Regions from separate parts of the Homo sapiens genome. Here region 2 is linked to region 1. A link is an interaction called in ENCODE POLR2A ChIA-PET data of the cell type or tissue named here. Cell type or tissue: PC-9. All regions are shown on one strand. Links, peaks and the distances in the headings refer to the core of each region. The heading gives the core; the rest is flanking DNA.

Region 1 (8,336 bases), core at 311-8,310:
ATAAAGAAGTTGCTTCCAGGTCCCTGATTTTAAATTTACATAATTGTTCTAAGCCAACAGTTCTTAAACATTAGCGGGAAGCATCAGAACCACCTGGAGGACTTGTTAAAACAAACTCCTGGGCTGCACTCTCAGAGTTTCTGGTGCTAATGTTGCTGGGTCACACTGCTGTAAGCAACACAAATTTAATTAATAAAGCAGTAACCCTTTGACACTTTGTGGACTGTTCTCTGAGTTTACAATTCCCAGCTGATCATATCAGTTTTTTTCTCACTATTTTTATTTTTGAATTCTACAGACTGAAGATTGTTTTTTACTGAAAAAATCTATACCAAGACCTGAATCCTTCTCTCCTCTTGATCTTGTGGAAGAAACATGCAAGATATAAGACAGTCAAGCTTCTTTAGATTTCCTCTCCCAAATGGAAAAAGGTCATCTGGCCACTTGACATATGTATAACATTGATATCTACCTTTGTGTTTACCTATTTAACAGCCAGCCCATATGGCAAATGAAAACTGAAAATCATTATCAGTGAAAAGATAGAGACACGACAAGGAATCTAACAAGTCATATACTACTCCCATGAAAAGCAATTTCTAAAGTAAAATGATCAGTTTTAGTCAAATTGTCCAAGCAGGTCTACCTGGCAAACAAAGGTACTGTCTTGGTCTACCTTTTAGCAAGAGTCTGCTAGGCTAGTAAGTAGCCTAGATCAGTAGTTTTGGCCTCAGGAAATTATAATCCTGTAAATATAATATGAGAATATAACCTTGTAATGAGGTCTAGTGGATACTGTGGAACTGACTGAAAATAGAAAATTAGTAGCTATGAAGCATAACAGTATTTTAATGCTCAATTTATCTTTACAAATATTATTTTATTAAGCTTTAATTACTTGCTAGAATAAAAGAAACCATCTGTGTAATTGACCAGGCTATTTTAAACTAGCACTCAACATTTTAAATGAAACAGATTTGTTCCCAAACTATTTCAATACTTCATTCTCAGTATGTAAGAGTCACATTTATCATTTTATTCTATTATAAATCTTAGATTTAACCTTTCCCCCCAATTTAAATTTCAAAATTCAATTTTAAGGAGTTCATTGGGAGGAAATTTATCCTTAAAAAGACTTAAGCCCTAGAGTCTCCTTTAAAACAAAAAATTTAAATTTTTGGCCTCTTTTAAACAGTAAGGCATTTTTTATAGGTAGCTGACTTAGGGTGCAAATAAAAACACACGCATCCGAAGGGTGGATCCCAATATTAAAACATGGCAGGCCGGGCGCAGTGGCTCACGCCTGTAATCCCAGCACTTTGGGAGGCCGAGGCGGGCGGATCACGAGGTCAGGAGTTCGAGACCAGCCTCACCAACATGGTGAAACCCCGTCTGTACTAAAAATACAAGAATTAGCTGGGCTTGGGGGCGCTCGCTGTAATCCCAGTTACTCAGGAGGCTGAGGCAGGAGAATTCCTTGAACCCGGGAGGCGGAGGTTACAGTTAGCCGAGATGGCGCCACTGCAATCCAGCCTGGGCTACAGCGAGACTCTGTCTCAGCAAAACAAAACACGGCATTTGGACTTCCTTATTGTAGCTCGTTCTCTCTCCCCTTCACTCTCTCGCTCTCTCCCCTCCCTCAGCACTTTCACCTCCATTTCTGTGCCAAAGATGTACTACAATTTTTTTTTTTTTTGAGACGGAGTCTCACTCTGTCGCCCACGCTGTAGTGCAGTGGCGCGAACACTGCAACCTCTGCCTCCCGGTTTCAAGCGATTCTCCTGCCTCAGCCTCCTGAGTAACTGGTATTACAGGAGCGCGCCACCAAGCCCAACTAATTTTTGTATTCTTAGTAGAGACGGGGTTTCACCATGTTGGTGAGGCTGGTCTCGAACTCTTGACCTCGTGAGCCACCCGCCTCGGCCTCCCAAAGTGTTGGGATTACAGGCGTGGGCCACCGCGCCCAGCGGATATACTGCATTTTTAATCTCTCCAGAATAGAATGGATTAGAAATTTAAACTCTGTAAACTCGTTGAATGTTTGGAAGCCTATTAGTCCCTGGCACCACTAGAAACTTTAAAAACTCAGTAAATGTTTGCTAAATTAAAGTTATAGGCTATGAAGCCTATCAGTTTTCACAAAACAGGCAAACCCGTAGTTAAAAAGATTTAAATTGTGTAAAAGCAAAGTATCACCTTATGAACAAGTACATTCACTCAAGAAGAAATCAGGTAGTTTGGGCTTTAAGAGGTGGGGCCGAGGACCAAGTGTAAGTTCCGGTGCTCAAACCTGAGCGGCCGACTACAAATCCCAGAGTGCCTCGCGGGCGCCGTCTCCACGGCACTTGGGTTTCAGGGCCATGGAATCGCAAGCCCTTTTCGCACTGCATTATGGGATCTGTAGTGAGACATGCCTTGCGTTGGCTCTTTCCTCCTGCTGGGCGCCAAAGCGCGTCTTTTCCTCAATCTCCAGTCTGTCTGTGCTCTCAAAAACTTTAGTCGTTATAACAACTGTGACTGTTGAGAAATTTCACTGTTTTCCTGCATTCCTGGCGCGGGACTCTAGCCAGAGGCTCCGAGGACTTTGTAGCGACTGTCCCAAGCGTCCAGTTCGATGCTTCTCAGGGCGGCTTGCTTTAAGGGCCCACCCCTAAATTTGGGTTGTAAAAATTTTTGAGGTAATGCTTGTTCAAGTTCGCTTAAGTGTTCACTCAGCCCAACACGCGGGTTGGGCTTGAGGTTCGGCACCCGGGCAGCCTCACCCCCCGCGTCAGGCGCGCGCACACAGTAGGTCCGCGACCCTTAGCCCTCCACTAGGCAGCCCGCGGGGATGGGTGGCCGGGCCGCCCACACGGGCAGCACCGGCACTGCGCATGCTCGGCGCGTCGGCGCAGGTTTCCGCAGCTGAGGGGGCAGCTCCGCGGCGGCGTCCGGGGTCTCCAGTAGGGCTGACGCTCCGGTGCTCGCACAATCCCCCGCCTCGGCTGGCAACGGGCGTCCCTCCACTCCCCGAGTCCCCGGCAGCCGCCGCCACCCCAGCGCGCCCCGATCTGGCCCCCTGCCCCGCGAAGATGGCTGCCGTACGCCGGGCCCGCAGTTATTGCCGCTGCCTGGTGCGCTTCTCCGACCGAGAACTCTGCTAAGCTCCGCTGCAGAGACAGGCAGGAGTAGACACCCGGACACCCAGCACCCCTCCTCCGGGGGGCGGTGCAGAGGGGGCACGGAGAGCCCCTCGAGCGCAGCAGGCCGCCCCGCCAGCATGGTAACCTGGCCAGGGGGCTCGAGGGTGGACGCCGCGGGGCGGGAGCGTGGTGTGCAGAGGGGCCGGGCCTAGGGCTGGGGGTCGGCGGGGACTCTGGGGAGGAGTGGGAGCTTCACGGCTGCCACCCGTTAGAGGGCCCTGGCCTGAGAAGGAGTGCGTCGGGGGGCGGGGGGTGCCAACCCTGGCTTCTCCCCAGGATTCCTTCCTGCTGAGCCTCCCCAACCCCCGCCGAGCTCGATGTGAGGAGGAGGGTTTGCAGGACAGCCGGGGAAAATGTCCCTTCTCGGCTCACTGAGTATATTGAACCAGTCTCGGTCCTCTCAAGGGATTTTATCAGAAGCATTGAGCATAGATTGAGGTAAGCTGTCACAGCGCCTGAATTCGGGAGGGAGCTCTGGCAAGAGGAGACACTTGTTGATTGCTCTTCTGCGGAAAAGCCAGGCCCACCGACAGTCCCTGCCGGCACCTTGAGGAGCCCTGGGTGTAGGACGCATCTGCCCCGCGAGGCGTCATTCCCTGGGAGGATGTTGGCAGGCGGTCCTGGCGGAGTGGGGTTGGAGGGTTCGTCTCCGCGGCGTCGGTGCCGTCCAAATGAGAGACTGAGCTAAGTTGCAGAGCTTGACAGTGCAGATTCCATGAGACTGTTCCATATTGGAATACGTAGTCTCTGCCCTATGCCTTTCTTTGGTTTAGAATAAATTGTTCATCTGAGAAACTAATCTCTGGCTGGGGCTTAAAGAATCAGGGATGCAATAATTCCAAACGATTTAATTTATAGTGGACTCAAATATTTATTGCATAAATGAATGGCTGAATTTATTTTTATTAAATTAATCTGGAGGATAGAAAAGGCAATTGCCCCTGCCCCTAAACTTTCAGAAGTAGTTCTCTGACCGGGATTAAGTACTTAGCCTTTATAATTTATTAATCGCACCTGTGAAACAGGAGTAACATGATGAAGACATGGACTACTCATACACATGAGCTATTCAAGTGAAGGTGATATTTAGGTCAAACTCGATTATGAAAAATAAAAGGAAAACCTCCAGGTGGCATCTGAGGCCCTACTTATTTCAAGTAGTAGTTGAATTGACCAAATGTCAACTCAGCCGATCCCAGATATAATAGTTTGTTTTTGTGATCATACTGTCAAAATCAAAGTAAGAATGGTTTAGAGCTCCACTGTAACACAGGGGAGAAGAAAGATGCTGTCTATATTACACTTCTCCCATTTCCTTTCCTCATCCTTCAGATACACATTATCCAGATGGCATTTTATTTGTCGATTCAGCCAATATTTTTGAGTACCTATTAGCCTGGCATAGTGTGAGACTCTGGTACAATACTAGATCTTCAATATAACCAAACCTGCAAGGTGATTTATGATAAACTTTTAATCACAGAATGTCACATGAAAAGGGACCTCAGTAGATCACCATACCTCTTTATAGATGTCCCATAGACATGACAGCTGAGGCCTAGACAGGCCTTTACTACAAATCAAGCAATGTGTTTGACCTTATGGTTACAGAGGTAACTGAGATGTGTTCCTGTCCTGGATGCCTTAAATCTAGTAAATGAAACAGCCAACCTCAGTACAAATGTTGTGATAAAAGTAAGCACAAGTGTTATGGGAACACAAAAATGTTGAAAAATGCTTCTGACTAAGATGAACCCTGAGCTGAATCTTGAAGAATGAGTAGAAATAGCTAAGTGAGGAAGAAGGCATTCCAGATAGAGCAAGCAGCGTATGCAAGCCAACTGGACAGAGCAGGGGAAGCTCTTGAAGTCAGTTTAGAATGACTGCTAGGCAAGAGTTAGAAAACTAAATTACAAAGGATACCCCACAGAACTCAGGTCCCCTCGCATTACCTGTACTTAGAGTTTGCAATAATAAAGCAGACTCTTGAGAAGAGAGAGAAATACACTTCTCAGTGGGATTTATACGCTCAGTCTTTCATTACATATTTTCCTACTAATGGTGTTCTTAGTAGGAAAAGCTCCCAACTTAAAGAAACTAAAAAATAATGTATTTGACAATACATTAATCCTTAAATTTTCCATTTTTCTAGAAATTCATCTGAGTTCTTGATCTCATTTATTTCTTCACAGATGTGTGCTTTACAGTGTGCCCAGCATTTTACCATATACTAACTGGTTCAAGTCTGAAAGGCACCTCTGCTTTGAGTCTGCTTGCCAGAGATAAGATAGGAGGCAAGGCTAATTTATGTTCTGTAATATAGTGCAAGTATATCTGGTAGCTGTGTTAAAGATGTGTGTTAATATAAACATTACCCTCCCCCCCCTGGCCGCCCTGAAATAACATATGACTAAAATTTGCAATTGTAAAACTTACCATCTTTGGAACCAGTAAAATTAAATGGGTTTTATTATTATCTAGCTTACCTTGAAGGCCATTTCCCTGATTGCCACATTTCTTTACAGTAAGTGTTGAGCAAGTTTCATTTCCTAATAAATCTATTAGCTAACAGACTGAACTGAGGCAACATGCCATTTTCACTGGAAGGTAGGATTTAGTTTAATTTAGCAAACATTTATTGAGAATAAAAGGATAAAATTAAAGTCATCTGATTGAAACCTTTATTAGGCTCCAAGTCACACACAGTAATTCCAGTCTAGCTTTATTCCACTGAAGCCGATCCAATATATAAAAATTGGATTTATAGACAGATAAAATAGAAGGGGTTTCTTTACAAAAGCATTTACTATTAAAAGTCTTTGACTAAGCTTTCCTAGTACATATAAAATACACAGAAGTCATATTTTCATAGAACACATTTAATAACATGCTAGCTGTATAAAAGAAGTGACATCATCTTACGGAATATATATATATATGTGTTTTTTTTTTTTTTTTGAGACAGGGTCTCTCTCTGTCTCCTGGGTTGGAGAGCAGTGGTGCAGTCTCGGCTCACTGCAACCTGCATCTCCCAGGCTCAAGCAATCCTCTCACCTCAGCCTCCCGAGTAGCTGGGGCTACTGTGTACCACCACCCCCTGGTAATTTTTGTATTTTTTGTAGAGACGGGGTCTTGCCATGTTGCCCAGCCTTGTCTCAAACTCCTGGGCTCAAGCAGTCCTTCCACCTCAGCCTTCCAAAGTGTTGGGATTACAGGCATGAGCCACCACACCCTGCCTGGACTGTATTCTCTTAAGTGATCCATGAAGCAAAAACTATCTGCTACAGCCAGGTATGGCTGCACAAGCCTGTAGTCTCAGCTACTCAAGAGGTGGAGCAGAAGGATCTTTGGAGCTCAGGAGTTTGAGGCCATCCTGGGCTGCATAAGGAGACTCTGTCCCAAGAAAGCAATAACTATTTGCTGAACTCCATAGGACAACTAAATGTTACTATTTTCTGAAACAAAGTTGTTATTTTTAGCCACCTAACAATACATTTTAACCTAGAACCCAGTGGATTTGTTTATTCTACAGTATCAAAAAAAATTCAAGTATCAAGTTATATCTGATTGGTATCATTAAACTTACCTGTGAAGAAGATAACTATAAAGAAGCAATGTTGTATTTCATTAACATGAAACATTAGAGTATTTTCTGTTTTGGGACTTGTAGAAGTTTATGGACACTAAAATTATTTGGGCTTTTTGCCTTAGACTCAATTATGTTTGGAACATCTGTCACAGCACCTTGTCAACTGCATTCTAGAACATTTCTCCTCCTGATGGAAAATACAACATGACCTATGAGGCAGTCTTGCAAAAGAAAAAAGAAATAGCAGAATCTAATCTAGCCTTTCAAGATCCTGCCACAATTTATAGGAAATAAGAGTAAGAGGTCAAAGGAACATATTTATTGACACCTCAGCAAAATCTAGCTTCTACAGAAAAACGACCCAGTTTCATCCCAAATAAATTACAAGAAAAAAGAGTGAGGATTACAAAAGACTTGAGACATATCAAGCAATTACAATGTGGACTTTATTTGAATCTTGATTTCACAAACTGTGAAATATATGTATTTTACATATGACATCTTGAGAAATATGAATACTGTGACTTGATATTTGATCTAAGGAATTACATTGATAATTATTGAAGTTGGGTCATGAGTACTTAGGGATTAATTCTCTTTAAGTGTTTTTCTCATAAAAAGTTTTAAAGTCTTGTAGAACTAAAAAAATACCAAAGATGTTCTAATTTTATTTCATTTTTTTCTAAGAAGAATAATATTTTTCTTTTCTTTTTTCCTTTTTTTTTTTTTTTTTTTTTTTATGATGGGGTCTCTGTCATCCAGGCTGGAGTGCAATGGTGCAGTCTCGGCTCACTGCAACCTCCATCTCTCAGGCTCAAGCAACCCTCCCACCTCAGCCTCCCAATTAGCTGGGACCACAGGCGTGTACCACCACGCCTGGCTGATTTTTTGTATTTTTAGTAGAGATGGGGTTTCACTATGTTGGCTAGGCTGGTCTTGAACTCCTGACCTCAAGTGATGCTCCTGCCTCAGCCTCACAAAGTGTGGGGATTACAGGTGTGAGCCACCGCACCTGGCCAGAAAAAGAGAAAATAATTTTTATTATAGATTATCAGTAGTTATGTATATTAATGAAGAATTTGGCTTCATTTACCTAATTAGATTAATCATAAATCATTTATGAATAGTAATAGACTTGAATTGTTACTTTATATTACACAGTTGGCCCTCTGTACCTGCAGGTTCTGCATCCTGGGATTCAACTGTGGATCAAAAATATTTGGGGGAAAAAAAGCAATACAACAATAAAAAATAATACAAATTAGGAAAAATATACTACAAGAACTATTTACATGGCATTTACATTATAAGTAACCTAGAGATGACTTAAAGTATATGAGAAGATGTGCATAGGTTATATGCAAATATGCCATATGAGGGACTGGAAAACCCAGGGATTTTGGTGTCCTGGGGGCTCCTGGAACTAATCACCTGTGGATACTGAGGGACAACTGTAATTAAATTGATTTTTGGATGGATGCAACTGATGTTAAATTTGGCGGGGGGGAAATGTTAGGATTCACAATAACGTGAGTACTGTGGGTTGGAGTAGAGAATATGCTTTT
Region 2 (8,336 bases), core at 54-8,053, 120 kb before region 1:
CACACAGGGAAGAATGAAGAGATGAAGACTATTACAAGAAAGACATCAACTTGTACTTACGAGATGACTAGACAATGAAACATGCTTCTGGCACTGACCGGCTGGCTGGCTGTGTCTGTGGTGACTTTGGGGAATTCTGTGAGAGCATGCCAGCATGCCAGGCAGAGGTCAGGCCTAAGGGCTTGTTTTCAAAACCTATGAAGTAGAACCAAAGGAAAAGTGGCTTGGAGCACCAGGAACTCAATCACACAGCACTTGGAAACCCAAGGGAGGCATTAGAGTAAGGAGTAAAGGCCCAGAAGTGGTTGTTTTGAAAGCAATTCAGAGAAAGAAGGATTTCCTTTTTCACTGTATAGCCTTTTATACTGTCTGAATTATTAACCAAGGCCATGTAATTATAACAAAAAGAAATTGGTTTACAGTTTTGAATTATTAAAAATGAATTTTTCTTTTCCACTCAATTCCTACAAGTTCAGATCCTTGGCTTTGCTGGAGGTCAGGGGGAAAAGTCATCCCACACGGGAAGCAGGTGCAGGGTTTCCAGTGAAAAGCCTCTTCTCCCAATCCATATTACTCTGTCTTTTTCATCATCTGGTAGCTGGCTGGCAATGGCTTGCTCAGGGTGGGGAATGAGGTGGGACGACAAGCTGAATACTAATCTCCAGGTTGGGATTTGACCACTCTGGGAGCTGGAGCTCAGGTCTACATGGACTGGCTTGGGGGGATGCTGAATGGCCTGGGTTATCAGAAAAAACCCTGTTGCTCAGTCCATCATCTGAAGAGAAGAAGAAGAATGAATGGGGCAGAAGGTAATGTAGGGAATGGTTATGCCGTGTAGTGGCCCTGAGGAAATGGCATGAAGTCTGGTGGTAATTAAGTCATTTCACAAGGAAGGACATATACCTGGATACACACTCAGCTGTTAATAAAGTGTGCAACCCGGGATGGAATGTCCCAGCAGGAGTTGGAAGCTGATAGAGTTGTGTGCCCCAAACCACTGGCAGATCAGAGACCTTGCTTCAGACCAGAGACCACCAGGAACTACAATTATGCCTACAACATCATCCTGAATATATGCTCTGCGACAAAGTCAGCTCTTCTGCCTCCCATCAAACAAGCCCCAACATGAGGCTGAGTTTCAAATTTTACAGTTTAGAACATAATAGGTACCCTTAAAGAAAGAGTTCAAGGTTGCAGAGAGCTATGATTGCACCACTGCACTCCAGCCTGGGTGACAGAGGACCCTGTATCTTAAAAAAAAAAAAATGTATCAAGGCTGGGGAGTCTTTTGTTCAGCTTGTATAAGTAGTATTTGTCAGTTATATTATTATATCTTAATCTCAGTGCTACTTGGAATTGTTTCATCATAGCAAAATTCAGTCTTGGGTGGCTCTGTTAGGTGGAAAAGTGTTGTCTAAATATCCAACTTTTTTTCAGGGTTTCAGAATGAACATTCTCTGTTCCCCACACATCCCTGTAAGATTTACTAGCATCAGCCAATGTCTAACTCTTAATTTGTCATTTGCCACTTTTTTTCTTACCCCAAGTACTCAGCAATTATGGTGGGTGTTGGAGAGATCCTTCCCTGCAAATTGCTGGTCCCTGTTCCCTCAATGGTCCCAATCTTGATGCAGACAGAAGAACAGGGTTATATGTGGGCCCCTGCCCTACATATATCTGGCTCCTATTTATTTATACAGAACATTTATTTCATAAAAGTTGTAGACTATCATCCACAACTGACAGACTTTAAAAAGCCACACACATCTGAATGATTTTATACTACATTTAATCAGCGTTGCTGTTAATGGCAGCATGGTTTTGTTCTTTTCAGACACTTTGCTCCTGGGATCTACAGTTTGCTTCTATTATCCTCTGCAGACAGCACATGCTGGTGCTGTGACTGGATCATCATGTTTGTCATCACGCAACCTGCTGCCATTAGAGCAGCACTATCTTCCTGGCAAGTTCAACATAGTGGGTATCGGGGGTGGCTTCCTCTGACTCCCAGGCTGCAGGAACTTCTTAATTGTAGGGATGTTGCTGATTCTTATTTTAAATGCCTGAAATAAGAAAGAGTAAAATCAGGGCCTCAATAGCAGTCACAACCTTTAAGAAAAATCTCAACTTTGTCATGAATGAAGGGTGCTTAGACCTCAGTTTATGGAGTACAGTGTACTGAATCTGCTTAATCCCTCAACAAGTGTTTGCTGGGTATTTCTGGGATGGATAATAATACAACTGCTGACAAGTTTAGCATGAGTTATATTATCTATTAAAAAGTCACAATCAGGCAGTGCATACCCCTAAAATATTCATATTCTTTTTTTTTTTTTTGAGATGGAGTCTCACTCTGTTGCCCAGGCTAGCATGCAGTGGCACAATCTCAGCTCACTGCAACTTCCACCTCCTGAGTTCAAGCAATTCTCCCACCTCAGCCTTCCAAGTAGCTGGGATTACAGGCATGCATCACCACACCTGGCTAATTTTTGTATTTTTAGTAGAGACAGGGTCTCACCATGTTAGCCAAGCTAGTCTTGAACTCCTGACCTCTAGTGATCCACCTGCCTCAGCCTCCCAAAATGCTAGGATTACAGACACGAGCCACCACATCTGGTCACATTCATATTCTTGACCTATCAATTCTTGTTTTAGGAATTATTATAAAGGAATAAGTAAGGGTGTGAGCAAAGAAATAGCTATAAGAGGCCAAGTGTGGTGGCTCACACCTGTAATCCTGGTACTTTGGGCGGCTGAGGTGGGAGAATTGTTTGAGCTCAGTAGTTCAAGACCAGCCCAACAACAGAGTGAGACCCCCATCTCTACAAAACTTTTTTTTAAGAAAGAAATAGCTATAAGAATGTTAACAGGGGCTAGGCGTGGTGGCTTTCACCTGTAATCCCAGCACTTTGGGAGGCTAAGATAGATGGATCATGAGGTCATGAGTTTGAGACCAGCCTGGCCAATATGGTGAAACCCTGTCTCTACTAAAAATACAAAAATTAGCCGGGCATGGTGGCATGAGCCTCTAATCCCAGCTACTCAGCAAGCTGAGGCAGGAGAATCGCTTGAACCCAGGACGCAGAGGTTGCAGTGAGCCGAGATCGTGCCACTGCACTCTAGCCCAGGCAACAGAGCAAGACTCTGTCCCCCACCAAAAAATAAAAAAAAAGGATGTTAACATGCTAAAAATTGGAAAGAACCTATGTTTCTAGGAAAAGGAGACTGGTTATGTAAATTATGGTACTTCTCTACAAGGAGTATAAACTAGTAATTTAAAATGCTCTTATGTAACAGGAAAGAGGAAGGTCCTTGTATTGACAAGGAAGGATCTCTAAAATGCATTAATAATAATAATAATAAAAAGCCCGGGGCAGAACAGAATATACACTATTTTCTATTTTGTGCAAGAAACTTGAGAGTGGCAAAGAATACAACTATATATTCCGATTTGCTTTTATCAGCATAAATAGGAACACTGGAAGTATACATAGAATGCCAATAAAGTGATTATGGGAGCAGAAAGGTGGCGGGGAAGGGGTGGGAATGAGAATTCTGAATTTATGCTCTTTTAATATAGCTCTCAATTTTTTTTTTTTAGATGAAGTCTCACTCTGTCGCCTAGGCTGGAGTACAATGGCGTGATCTTGGCTCACTACAATCTCCACCTCCCGGGTGCAAGTGATTCTCCTGCCTCAGCCTCCTGAGTAGCTGGGATTACAGGTGAAAACCACCACACCTGGCTAATTTTTTATATTTTTAGTAGAGACAGGTTCTCAGTATGTTGGCCAGGCTGGTCTCAAACTCCTGACCTCTAGTGATCTGCCTGCTTCAGCCTCCAAAAGTGCTGGGATTATAGGCGTGCACCATCACACCCGGCCATAGCTCTGATTTTTTAAAGAAGATGTGATTCTATTGATTAATGAAAATAAAATAGCATACTGTTTCAAAAGAATATTTGTTGACCTGTAAATATACTCATGATAATTGAAAAGAATGTTAAATGCAGGCCACAAAACAATCTTTAGTATGACCCTATTTGGAGGGAAAATGCAAAATAATAGGTCAGAAAATCTCATGCAGATAACATTTGGCTGGTGAGATTATAGGTCTTTTTTCTTTTCTTTTTTGAGACAGAGTCTTGCTCTGTAGCCCAAGCTGGAGTGCAGTGGTGTGATCTTGGCTCAGTGAAACCTCCACCTCCCGGATTCAAGCAATTCTCCTGCCTCAGCCTCCCGAATAGCTGGGATTACAGGCATGCCCCACCACGCCCAGCTAATTTTTGTATTTTTAGTAGAGATAGGGTTTCACTATGTTGGCCAGACTGGTCTTGGACTCCTGACCTGAGGTGATCTGCCTGTCTCACCCTCCTAAAATGCTGGGATTACAGGCATGAGCCACCGCACCCAGCCAGTCTTTTTTCTTTTCGTCTTTTGGTTTACACAAATGTCTAATGTAACTACATGAACTTGCATTTCTTTTGTAATAAGAAAAACTGCTAATTCTTAAACCACAAGACCCGTGGTTACCTATTAGATAAAATGTTTCTCAGGAACTGGAACAGAGGCCAGGTAAGGTCTGGCAGGAGTGGAATTCTGTCTGAGGGCTGGGGCAGTGCAACAGGAGGCTGACAGTGTCCCCTAAGCAGATGCTCTGAACAATGCAGGAACTATGTGGGGCCCCAAAATCAGGGGGACTAAAAGCAGGCAGGGTTGTCTGGTAGGACCTAGAGGGAGAAGCAACGAAGACAGACTTGTCAGCTTTGTTTTGTCAGGAAGAAAATTTTAAAAGCACTAAAAACAGGAAAGTACTAAATGTTCATGCTAGACATCAAAATAATCAATTCTTTTCCCCCTTCATAAAGTTTTATTTCCTAACAGATCCTGTAGATAAGCAAAAGAAAAATAACCAAAATGAAGAAAAGAATGATTGTTTATTTAGTTTTTTTTTCTTGAGAAGAGTCTCGCTCTGTTGCCAGGCTGGAGTGCGGTGGCACAATCTCAGCTCACTGCAACCTCCACCTCCCAGGTTCAAGTGATTCTCCTGCCTCAGCTTCCCGAGTAGCTGGGATTACAGGGGCAGGCTGCCACGCTTAGCTAATTTTTGTATTTTTAGTAGAGACAGGGTTACAGCGTGAGGTGTGAGCCACTGCGCCAGGCCAAGAATGGTTTTTTTTTTTTTTTTGAGACGGAGTCACTATGTCACCAGGCTGGAGTGCAGTGGTGCTATCCCGGCGCACTGCAACCTCCGCCTCCTGGGTTCAAGTGATTCTCCCGCCTCACCCTCCCGAGTAGCTGGGATTACAGGCATGCGCCACCATGCCCAGCTAATTTTTGTATTGTTAGTAGAGACGGGTTTTCACCATGTTGGCCAGGATGGTCTCGATCTCCTGACCTCGTGATCCACCCACCTCAGCCTCCCCAAGTGCTGGGATTACAGGCATGAGCCACCGCGCCCAGCCAGAATGATTTTTAAAACAGTGTTCTTGGGCCAGGCATGGTGGCTTATGCCTGTAATCCCAACACTTTGGTGGGCCAAGGCCAGGGGACTGCTTGAGGCCAGGTGTTTGAGGCCACCCTGGGTAACATAGAGAAACCCCCATCTCTACAAAAAAAAAAAAAAAAATAGCCAGGTGTGGTGGCACACACCTTTGGTCCCAGCTGCTTTGGAGGATGAGGTGGGAGGATCGCTTGAGGCCAAGAGGTCAAGTCTGCAGTGAGCCATGATCATGCCACTGCACTCCAACCTAGGCAACAGAGTGAAACCTTGTCTCAAAAAAACAAACAACAACAACAAAACCCCACCACACACACACACACACACACACACACACACACACACCCCCCAATGTTCTTAAGTTTCTTTTGAGATTGGCCTAAAGGCACATTTTGCTTCAGTCTTTGTTCATTTTTTTCTGGGCTTTGTGTGGATGTTAATACACTACCTTTAGCAGAGTTGCGGGAAGTCAGGGACCCCAAATGGAGGGATCGGCTGAAGCCATGGCAGAAGAACATGGATTGTGAAGATTTCATGGACATTTATTAGTTCCCCAAATTAATACTTTTATAATTTCTTATGCCTGCCTTTACTGCAATCTCTAAACATAAATTGTGAAGATTTCATGGACACTTATCACTTCCCCAGTCAATACCCTTGTGATTTCCTATGCCTGTCTTTACTTTAATCTCTTAATCCTGTCAGCTGAGGAGGATGTATGTCGCCTCAGACCATGTGATAATTGCCTTAACTGCACAAATTGTACAGCATGTGTGTTTGAGCAATATGAAATCTGGGTACCTTGAAAAAAGAACAAGATAACAGCAATTGTTCAGGGAATAAGAGAGAGAACCTTAAACTCTGACCGCCAGTGACCCGGATGGAACAGAGCCATATTTCTCTTCCTTCAAAAGCAAATGGGAGAAATATCACTGAATTCTTTTTCTCAGCAAGGAACATCCCTGGGAAAGAGAATACACGCCTGGAGGTATAGGCCTATAAATGGCCCCCCCAGGTGTGCCTGTCTTTTATGGTCGAGACTGCAGGGGTGAAATAGACCCCAGTCTCCCATAGTGCTCCCAGGCTTATTAGGAAGAGGAAATTCCCACCTAATAAATTTTGGTCAGACAAGTTGATCTCAAAACCCTGTCTTCTGATAAGATGTTATCAATGACAATGGTGCCCAAAACTTCATTAGCAATTTTAATTTCGCCTCGGTCCTGTGGTCCTGTGATCTCTCCCTGCCTCCACTTGCCTTGTGATATTCTATTACCTTGTAAAGTACTTGATGTCTGTGACCCACACCTATTCGCACACTCCCTCCCCTTTTGAAAATCCCTAATAAAAACTTGCTGGTTTTTGCGGTTTGTGGGGCATCATGGAACCTACCGACATGTGATGTCTCCCCCGGATGCCCAGCTTTAAAATTTCTCTCTTTTGTACTCTGTCCCTTTATTTCTCAAGCTGGCCAATGCTTAAGGAAAATAGAAAAGAACCTAAGTGACTATCGGGGCAGGTTCCCTGATTAAAAAAATAGCCAGGTGTGGTGGCACTCACCTGTGGTCCCAGCTACTCTGGAGGATGAGGTGGGAGGATCGCTTGAGGCCAAGAGGTCAAGTCTGCAGTGAGCCATGATCATGCCACTGCACTCGAACCTAGGCAACAGAGTGAAACCTTGTCTCAAAAAAACCAAACAACAACAACAAAACCCCACCACACACACACACACACACACACACACATACACACACACACACACACACACACATACACACACACACACCCCAATGTTCTTAAGTTTCTTTTGAGATTGGCCTAAAGGCACATTTTGCTTCAGTCTTTGTTCATTTTTTTCTGGGCTTTGTGTGGATGTTAATACACTACCTTTAGCAGAGGGAAGTCAGAAAGAACAGAAGCTTTGAGTTCTTCCACCATTAAAATAGCTTCTAACAGCTGTATGTCTGCCCAGCTGAATTTGTTGCCAACAAGAAAATCCTCTCCATGGTCTTTCAAAATCTACAGAAAGAAAAATAATAAAGAATATCAAATGAGAGTAAAAACCATTTTGCATGGCTAAATACTTAACAAGAGCATGAAGCCTTTGTACTGATTAGATTTAATAAAGAATCTTAACAACAACAACAACAACAAATCTCCAGTGCTGGTAAGAATAGGATGAAACCAACACTCTAACACATGCTGTAAACTGGCACAATTTTTTTGGGGAAGTTTTTGCCAGTGATTATCGAGTCCTTTTGGGTGGTGAAATGCTAGTACTGGGCTCCTATTATAAACCTGGAGGTGGCTAAGCAAAATTGTATCCACCAGTGTAGAGAGACACAAAAGTTACAACTAGCTTAAACCTGCTGGCTATACCACCAGTAGAAACAAGTGACCAATGTGATCCCACAAGTCCAAACCAGAGCCACATAGAAAGCTAATTTTTCACTATCCAGTGAAGAGTGAATATTTAGAAATCTCTCAGGTGCATCTTTATGCACCAGATGCATATGGGTATACTTGATAAATAATGAGCAAAGGTAAATTCAAGTGCTATGTATCTTCTCGTAATATATGCAAGAATAAAAATAAATGTTAGTGTGGATGGGGAAAAATCGCCAGAATCAGTGAATTCTATAGTATAAACACTTGATGGGCTATATCAAATAAATGAAATAGGACTCCTGCTAAAGACAAACTCACAGCTAAAAATTACACAGCATATAAGGAAACCCAAAGTCATCTATGAGACAGAGGTAACAGACTGATGAAAAAGGAGAATTTTGAACCACAGAGCCAAAAATAAGAGTTGATTCTGTAAAGGGTTAAAAATGTTTTCA

What was found. ChIA-PET counts read pairs that join two places held together with the same protein. Peaks named below come from ENCODE experiments on the same cell type or tissue, not always from the same donor. Only the 100,000 strongest peaks of a DNase experiment are listed, where the experiment ranks them.
Region 2: POLR2A ChIA-PET joins it to region 1 with 12 read pairs; 3 of 35 experiments call an interaction of 5 or more read pairs at or near these places.

What each region holds. Positions count from the first base shown.
Region 1 is chr6:53,062,531-53,070,866 of GRCh38, forward strand. It overlaps FBXO9 (F-box protein 9), which reads left to right and starts at 2,874. Exons shown (of 13, transcript NM_033480.3): 1 at 2,874-3,262. The coding sequence starts at 3,260. It overlaps LOC128031835, which reads left to right and starts at 3,072. Exons shown (of 1, transcript NM_001414736.1): 1 at 3,072-3,143. The coding sequence starts at 3,072. The coding sequence ends at 3,143. RefSeq lists a silencer at 2,797-3,366. In PC-9, for the core only: no CTCF peak of the experiment used is centred there; a DNase peak (open chromatin) is centred at 2,341; H3K4me3 peaks cover 2,794 bases; H3K27ac peaks cover 263 bases.
Region 2 is chr6:52,937,954-52,946,289 of GRCh38, forward strand. It overlaps the pseudogene GSTA9P. Among named protein-coding and RNA genes, the nearest start is that of GSTA3, 32 kb to the left of the region's middle. In PC-9, for the core only: no CTCF peak of the experiment used is centred there; no DNase peak of the experiment used is centred there.